Regions from separate parts of the Homo sapiens genome. Here all the other regions are linked to region 3. Evidence: chromatin contacts called from ENCODE Hi-C or POLR2A ChIA-PET data. All regions are on one chromosome and are shown on one strand. The core of a region is the stretch at or near the end of the contact, and the rest is flanking DNA. Distances in the headings are between cores, read along the strand shown. Region 1 holds the start of SOCS3 (suppressor of cytokine signaling 3). Region 2 overlaps CYTH1 (cytohesin 1). Region 3 overlaps SEPTIN9 (septin 9).

Evidence for each region. A loop is a pair of places that touch in the nucleus more often than their neighbours do. ChIA-PET counts read pairs that join two places held with the same protein, here RNA polymerase II (POLR2A). Pooled maps may share reads with other maps.
Region 1: a map of ascending aorta shows a loop between it and region 3 (2.9-fold over the local background). The contact joins the promoter of SOCS3 here to the enhancer-like site in region 3. A Hi-C loop is called at or near these places in 1 of 168 maps with a recorded cell type or tissue (ascending aorta), 1 of 37 single-sample maps with no recorded cell type and 8 of 50 pooled maps. POLR2A ChIA-PET finds 5 or more read pairs at or near these places in 1 of 52 experiments (WTC11).
Region 2: a map with no recorded cell type shows a loop between it and region 3 (5-fold over the local background). The contact joins two enhancer-like sites. A Hi-C loop is called at or near these places in 2 of 37 single-sample maps with no recorded cell type and 2 of 50 pooled maps.

What each region holds. Positions count from the first base shown.
Region 1 is chr17:78,358,627-78,361,326 of GRCh38, forward strand. It overlaps SOCS3 (suppressor of cytokine signaling 3), which reads right to left and starts at 1,451. Exons shown (of 2, transcript NM_003955.5): 1 at 1,124-1,451; 2 at 1-557. The coding sequence starts at 469. SOCS3-DT (SOCS3 divergent transcript) reads left to right here and starts at 1,822. Exons shown (of 5, transcript NR_110847.1): 1 at 1,822-2,147. RefSeq lists silencers at 563-802, 1,213-1,492, 1,503-1,812, 1,873-2,072, 2,303-2,352 and an enhancer at 807-1,455.
Region 2 is chr17:78,732,284-78,734,983 of GRCh38, forward strand. The region is part of intron 1 of CYTH1 (cytohesin 1); the gene reads right to left. Among named protein-coding and RNA genes, the nearest start is that of CYTH1, 49 kb to the right of the region's middle. RefSeq lists an enhancer at 1,544-1,603. Within about 2 kb of position 1,293, at least 10 of the 41 ENCODE cell types and tissues checked have a DNase peak (open chromatin) inside an H3K27ac peak, as active enhancers do.
Region 3 is chr17:77,322,507-77,325,206 of GRCh38, forward strand. The region is part of intron 2 of SEPTIN9 (septin 9); the gene reads left to right. Among named protein-coding and RNA genes, the nearest start is that of SEPTIN9-DT, 42 kb to the left of the region's middle. RefSeq lists a silencer at 1,078-1,251 and an enhancer at 2,538-2,700. Within about 2 kb of position 1,310, at least 37 of the 41 ENCODE cell types and tissues checked have a DNase peak (open chromatin) inside an H3K27ac peak, as active enhancers do; they include ascending aorta, where a contact is called at or near this core.

The sequences.
Region 1 (2,700 bases), core at 201-2,700, 1.0 Mb after region 3:
GGAGTGGCTGGGCAGACGGCTGCTCGGGCACCTCGGAGGAGGGTTCAGTAGGTGGCGAGGGGAAGGAGGGGGCTCCAGGGGGCGGCATGTAGTGGTGCACCAGCTTGAGCACGCAGTCGAAGCGGGGCACGGGCTGCGTGCTCCGGGGATCGCTCTGCAGAGAGAAGCTGCCCCCCTCACACTGGATGCGCAGGTTCTTGGTCCCAGACTGGGTCTTGACGCTGAGCGTGAAGAAGTGGCGCTGGTCCGAGCTGTCGCGGATCAGAAAGGTGCCGGCGGGCTCGGCACTGAGCAGCAGGTTCGCCTCGCCGCCGGTCACTGCGCTCCAGTAGAAGCCGCTCTCCTGCAGCTTGCGCACTGCGTTCACCACCAGCTGGTACTCGCTCTTGGAGCTGAAGGTCTTGAGGCGCAGGCTGGTGTCCAGGGGGCGGCTCATCCCGGCGGCGGGAAACTTGCTGTGGGTGACCATGGCGCACGGAGCCAGCGTGGATCTGCGCGGCGGCGGCTGCAGCTGCTTCGCGGCCTCCGCACAGCGGCCGCTACCGCATCCCGGGGGGCTGCGGAGAGGAAGGCGCGAGCGCGTTGAGTGCCCGGAACCCTCCAGCGCGCCCGGCCCGCCCCGGCTCCCCTGCCTTCGCCGAGCGACTGGGGCACCCACTGCCCCGGGGGCCCTCTCCTGGGCCCGCGCTCCGATCCAGGCGCCTCACGGAGCCCGCACGGCTCCCGCCCCTGCCGGCAGGGTGGCCCCGGGCAGCCCCTTCCCAGGCGCGCACTGCAAGGGCGCAGCGTGGGAAACTCGCGCGCGGAAGTTAGGTCTCCAGGAGTGTGGCCGGGTGGGGAGCAGGAGAAGGGCCCCCGGGACTGCCTGGGCGCCGCTCAGTCCAGTAGCCCCGGGCGGTGTGGACGGAGGGAGAAACCCGAGGCACGGGGGTAGGGAGGGGACAGGAGAAGCCCGAAGGCCCCAGCCGGAGTATTCCGGGAACCTGGGATCTCCGGCTTCCATCCGCTCTGCCCCTACCTCGTCACCTCCCTGCCGGGAATGACCCGGGAAGGGGAGGGGAAACCGGGAAAAGCTCCCGGGACTGAGCGAGACCCCTCCCCACGCCGCGCTCCTCCTTCCTACCTGGTCCCGAATCGAAGTCTCCGTCCTTGGGGCTGAGCCCCCTCGGGTCCCCAAGGCGACGCGGCGGCGAGACGGCCAGCGGTGGCCCGCGCTGCGCCCAGATGTTGGCGGCCGTGAAGTCCACAAAGGAGCCTTCGCGCGCGCGTCCCTCGAGCTTCCCCTGGGCGCCCGCCCTGCCCCCTGCGCACCCCCGGACCAACCGGGAGGGGACCAGGAGAGGGACCGCGGCAAGGGGCCGCGGCGGGAGCTGGGCCGGGCGGGCGGCTGGCGGCTGGCTGCGTGCGGGGCCGAAGCGGCAGCAGCGGAGCAGGGAGTCCAAGTCGGAGCCGCCGCGGAGGCCGCGCTCGCGGGTATATAGGCGGCCGCCGCGCCCCGCCCCCCGATTCCTGGAACTGCGCGGCCGGCCTTCTTGTAATGTTTAGTCACTACTCGCAGCAGAGAAAGGCTGAGCGCGGAGGGTGAGGGAGGGGCCGCGGGCGCCGAGGGCGGGCCGCGAGCAGGGGCAGGGACCGGGAGGGACGCGCGCGGAGACAAAGCGCGACGAGAGGCGGCCGAGGCGGCCGGTGGGCGCGGCGCCAGCCCCGGCGGCGCGTTCCTGGCAGCGGCCCCTCCCCGCCGCGCGCTCCGCCCCCAACTTCTCATTCACACTTTCCCCCCACCCCCCTCCCTTCTAAGAAGGCTGATTTCTGGCAGAGGCGGGGGCGCCGCTTCGGGAGAGCGGGCAGTTCTAGGAGGCCGACCTGGAGAGCCTCCCGGTTCCCCTTCCCCTTTTCCCGGACCCCGCGGGGACACCCCCTCGCCGCCACCCGGGCCTCCCCGAGGGCCCAACTGCGGGTCAGGCGGCCCGGGCCAGCCGAAAGGGAAGTGGGGCTACCCCACAGCCAGGCAGCGGGGCTGGGGTCAGACCCGGGAGCCGGAGGTTGGAGACGTGCGACAGTCACCTGCGGGCAGATTCCAGAGGGGAGACCCAGGGCTGCAGGGGACGCCCCTTCGTGGCAGCTACCCAGCCTCGGCCCACTGCCAGGTTCTTTGCCAACCCTGACGCGAGTGTGGAGCCCCCCTCCCCTCCCCTATGAAAACGCTTTCATGCACTGGGGTCTGCAAACCTGGTTGGTCCGGTGTGGGTTGGGCCAGGTGCTCTCGGCCGGGCTGGAGAGCTCGAGGTGGAACGATGGCCCCAACCTACGGCCCGCGTCCGCCAGAGGGCGCCCTGGGGTCTCCTAGGGGAGGGCAGTTTGGTGCTGCGCGGCCCAGGCCTTGGAATAGGCACGCCAGGGATCTGCGGGAATGGCTGTCTCCGGAGCTGGAAAGGTGGCCGAGAAGGGGGCATTCACACCCCAGGCTGGGGTCAGACCTGGGAATAAAATTCTAGCAGGAGAGAATTTCCGGAAAGCAGTTTTCCGGGGTTCAGGCTACTGCCAGATGGCCCACACCCCCTGGAATGTGACCCCCTGCCTCTCTTGGGGTGGGGGAGGACTTGATCACTGGCGGGGAGGGGGTAGAGGGGAGGAGAGGAAGTGATTGAGGTGAAAGATTGGTTTGCTGCTGGTCACGTTGGCACTGACGTAGATAGTTTG
Region 2 (2,700 bases), core at 43-2,542, 1.4 Mb after region 3:
GTCTTGATCCCCCACAGCCAGTCCTGTGCTTTCATATTCCATAATGAAGAGAAAACTTGGGAGGCTACACAAAGACTCAGATAATGGATAAGGGTCAGCTTTCTTCAGAGGGGCAGAATCCAAGCCCTTGTTTCTATTCACCTTCATTAAGAAGAAAGGGCAGTTCTAATCCTCTGTGTAATACCGTGAGCATTCATCTCTGGTGTACTCAACAGGAAAGCCTATAAAATTCAAACCAGAGTGAATCCTCTTCAAAACTTGTCACAGCAGATGGTGATACAGGTTTCTTGCTATGATGTGTGCTTTGTACAATGCCAAACATGCTCCTGCTTAAAAATAAAGATGTAACCATTTCTGATTCTGCAAAATACAAAATCCATAAGGAAGGGAGTGAGAAATATCTAGGGGGATATGAATTGATAGTTACAGCACCTCAGGTCTTCCTGCAAACACCACAACCTGAGCAACTTGTCCAACTAGAGACTACCACAATCACATGGCACGCATTAAAACATGGGATAACCACCGGGCGCGGTGGCTCCCGCCTGTAATCCCAGCACTGTGGGAGGCCAAGACAGGTAGATCACGAGGTCAAGAGATAGAGGCCATCCTGGCCAACATGGTGAAACCCTGTCTCTACTAAAAATACAAAAATTAGCCGGGCGTGGTGGTACGTTCCTGTAGTCCCAGCTACTCGGGAGCCTGAGGCAGGAGAATCACTTGAACCCGGGAGGCAGAAGTTGCAGTGAGCCAAGATCACGCCCAGCCTGGCAACAGAGTGAGACTCCATCTCAAAAAAAAAAAAAAAAAAAAAAAAAAAAAAGGATAACATGGAAAGTTCACGTCAAGGACAGCATTTTAGAAGCAATCTGAAAATCCAGTGTCCCACTGAGGAAGCCTATACTTCATTCTATTTGGCATATTTTCCTACAAATAATACTAGTTTATACACACATGCTATCTTACAGCTTAAAATGTTTTCTCATTTCCACTTTTTTAAATTTTCCAACAAAGCTCAACTGTAACTCTGCATATTTCCTGACAATGAACTATACACTGTTCTCATCAGTTTACAGGTAAGATAAAGACTCAATGAGTACAAATAATCTACCTCGGGTACACTACCAATAGAGCCCAATTCACATTCCGGTCACCGGCTGCATCCTCAGCTCTTTTTTTTTTCTCTTACTGAAATACACAGATTCACTTCAGCTCAGCGTTTACTGAGCATCTGCCATAGGCGCAGCCTGTGCTTGGAGCTGGGATTTAAACAGCTCCAGTCCCTGGCCTGCACAGAAAGTGAAGGCCAGTGGGGACAGGCATGTAAGCCCGTAGCAGCAGCACACCCGGCCACAGCGGCCAAGTGCAGCAAGTACTCACAGAATTCCAGGCGATGCCAAGAGGCTTCAGAGGGGCCAACCTGTGAGCCAGAACTTGAAGGACCAACGGATTCCCCAGATGGACAAGAACAGAATGGTGTATACCAAGCAAGATAAAGTGTATGGAAGTGACAGAGGCCAGCAACAATGGGCACACCACAGGGCAAGGCCCAGGACACAGCAGGGCTGAACTGGCACCCTGAAGGGGGCTTAGTGTCTGCCTGTGAAGGGCCTCAGGTCCCACACCAAAGATTTTGGAATCTATCCCAAAGAGATGCCAAAGAGAGAGTTCAAAGGCAAATCAAGGCCGGGCACAGTGGTTCACGCCTGTAATCCCAGCACTTTGGGAGGCCAAGGTGGGTGGATCACATGAGGTCAGGAGTTCAACACAAGCCTGGCCAACATGGTGAAACCTCGTCTCTGCAAAAAATACAAAAATTAGCCGGGTGTGGTGGCATGCACCTGCAGTCCCAGCTACTCAGGAGGCTGAGGCAGGAGAATCGCTTGAACCCAGGAGGCAGAGGTTGCAGTGAGCCAAGATTGCACTCCAGCCTCGGCAACAGAGCGAGACTCTGTCTCAAAAAAAAAAAGGCAAATCAAGGGGGACTGACATTAACAAGATTAAATAGCTAAAAATAATAATAACTTATGGCAGTTAAGAAAATAGTGCCCAATTAATTAAACTGGTTAATTCTCACTAACACACATATACAGAATGAAAACTGACGAATGTATGTACCAATGTACCAATGTACCAGGTAAAAAAAAGCTTTTTTTTTTTTTTTTTTTTTTTTTAGAGACAAAGTCTCACTCTGTCACCCAGGCTGGAGTGCAGTGGTACGATTTCGGCTCAACGCAACCTCAGCCTCCTGGGTTCAAGCTATTCTCCTGCCTCAGCCTCCAAGTAGCTGGGATTACGGGCTCCTGCCACCACACCCGGCTAATTTTTGTATTTTTAGTAGAGACAGGGTTTCACCATGTTGGCTAGGTTGGTCTGGAACTCCTGACCTCAGGTGATCCGCCTGCCTGGGCCTCCCAAAGTGCTGGGATTATCAGTGTGAGCCATCGCGCCCAGCCAGAAAGCAATATTTTTAACCTAAAAATTGTGGGTTTGAGATTAATGCAGCAGAAGAGTCTGACTTCCTTAAAGAATATTTTCAAAAACCCCCACATACCCTTTCTTAGGCGTGTTCTTTAGGGCGTAAGTCTAGTTAAAAGCAGCTCTATGGAAAGCATAACTGACTCTTAACTTCTGCCCTCCCCTGGGATCTCAGGGACCTGCCAGAGGAAACTCCATTTGTCCCCCTCCTTTTACACCTAC
Region 3 (2,700 bases), core at 60-2,559:
TTTCCCTTAATGAGGTTCTCGTCCTGGGCAAACTTTAGCGCTGGTCTTTAATTGTCACTGAACTCCCGCACAGTCCCTGGGGAAGTGACTTCCTTCCTGTCCCTGCTGGGTGGCCTTGAGCAAGCCACTTGGCAGCTCTGGGCCGCAGTTCCGTCATCTGCAAGGTGAGGGGTGGGAGCGGCACGGCCCCTAGGCAGCGCCCCCACCTCCTGCGGGTTTCTGCGCGTGTCCTGAGTTTTGTGGGCGCCTCTTCCCTCACTGAGGGGCTCTTCTTCTCTGCAGGGCATGGCTCACGCCGCGTTGTCAGGCTGCAAGCCACTGCGAGAGCTGCTCTGATCCCCAAGCATGCTCTGGCCTGAGGAGGAGCCATGGGGAGGACGCTGTGCCTGTGTGACAGAGGCCTGCCCGGCAGATGCCGGCCCGCTGACTTCCAGACGTGGCTGTGGGTGCCTCATGCCCCACTGGGCTGGCGTGTGAGGCGTGTCCAGCTCAGGCTGCCCTACAGCTGCCCAGGAAGGGTTTGTGGGAGGGGGTGGTCCTACCCTGGTGAGTCCACGGTGGTCTGCCAGCCCCAGGGAAGGCTTAGGAGCCCCAAGACCTGCCCTCTTGTCCCTCCCTCGGCAGTGTCTGGCTCCGGTCTGGTTTGTGAACGGGGGCCTGGGTACTCTCCCGCCCTCCCTGGGGGCTGTGGCCTTCCCCTGGGAAGGTGCTGGAGGGTTTGTCAGCAGGGCCGGCATGAGTCATGGAGTGGTGACTGGCCGCTGAGGCATGGAAGGCCACTCCTTCCAGCCAAGGGTCGGAGCTTTTTTTTTGTTCTGGAACGGCTTTGTGGCTTTTACAAATTAAGCAGTTTTATCTTGTTCCAAGAGCTTGTATTTCAGCAGGGAGAGAGTCTCCAAGAAGGGAACTTTCCACTGGGGAGCTCTGTTGGGCTGGGAGGCTAGGAACAGGCCACGAGGGAGGGCTGCAGGCAGGGGAAGTGGCCGTCTGTGCATGGTCATGAATGCAGGCCCGGGGTCCTGGAGGGGGCTTGGCCACGCTGTCGCTGGACGTCTGTCCCCACCAGGGTCCATCTGATGCAGTACGGCACAGGGTAAAGCCCAGCTCCTCTTACGGGGTTCCTGGGTCATCAGTGGGCGGGGAACCGAGGCCTCCTGGAGGGCGGTGCCTCAGCCCTCACCCCTCCCTCCTGTCCCTCGCTGTGCTGTCCCCGATGGCCTCTGCCATCCCCTGGGAGTTCTTACCCCTGGACGCTCGGTGCCTGTCCGGTCTCAACCTCTCCAGCTCTGCTTTTCCATCTCCGAGGTGAGAGGCCTGGCCTGACGCGCTCTGCACCCGCTTCCTGCCCAGCCCCGTGGGAACTCTGGTCCCTGTAGTGGTTTCCTGGGGCTGCCATCACCAAGTGCCACAAACTGGGTGGCTCAAAACACCAGACATTTCTTCTCTCGCCGTTCTGGAGGCCAGAAGTCCGAAATCACGGCATCAGCAGGCCTGGTTCTTTCCGGAGGCTCCGAGGGGGAGCCTGCTTCTCGCCTCTGGCAGCTTCTGGCGGCTCCCGAAACCCTTGGCGTTCCTTGGCTCGTGGCCACACCACTCGACCTCTGCCTCCGTTGTCACGGGGCCTCCTTCTGTGCCCTAAATCTCCCCCTGTCTGTCTCTCATACGGACAGTCTTTCTCGGATTTAGGGCCCACTGGGTAACCCAAAATGGTCCCATCTCAAGATCCTTAACTTCATAACGTCTGCAAAGACCCTTTTTCCAAATAGGCCATGTTCATAGGCTCTGGGGTGGATGTAAATTTTAGGGGCCACCTTTCATCCCCCTGTTGTCCCCGTGTGTCTGGATGCACAGCATGGTTCCATGTCCCAGACTCCTTGCTGGACCCCTCTGGCCCTTTGGGGTGGCCTTTGGCCTTTTCCACTCGTTTCTGTGCTCCTGGTGAGGTGTCGGGGTCGGGCTTAGCCCCTGCAGGAATTCTGGGGACAGCATGGAGCCGGCAACTCCCCACCAGGCGTCTTCCTACCTGCCCAGAGCTCATGGTTGTGAGGGGTCTCTCCTTGTGGTTTTGATTTGCAATTCCCCAGTGGTTAGTGATGTTGAGCATCTTTTCGTGTTTATTGCTCATTTGCACATATTCTTGCAGAAATGTCTGTCCAAGTCCTTTACCTGTGTTTGATTTGGATGATTGTTGTTGCTGAGTGTTAGGAGATCTGTAGATTAATATCCAGATACTAATCCCATATCTGACCTATGATTTGCTGCCATTCCATGGATTGCCTTCTCCCCACGTTGTTAGTGCCCTTTGATATGCAATTTTTTTTTTTTTTTTTGAGATGGAGTCTGACTCTGTTGCCCAGGCTGGAGTGCAGTGGCATGATCTTGGCTCACTGCAACCTCCGCCTCCCTGGTTCCAGCGATTTTCCTGCCTCAGCCTCCTGAGTAGTTGGGATTACAGGCACCCGCCACCACACCCAGCTAATTTTTGTATTTTTAGTAGAGACGGGGTTTCACTGTGTTGACTAAGTTGGTCTCGAACTCCTGACCTCAAGTAATCCACCCGTCTCGGCCTCCCAAAGTGCCGGAGTTACAGGCGTGAGTCACCGCACCCAGGCTGATATGCAAATATTTTAAACTTCTATGACGTTCCACTTTATCTATTTGTTCTTCTGTTGCCTGTGCTTTTGGCGCCATATCCAAGAA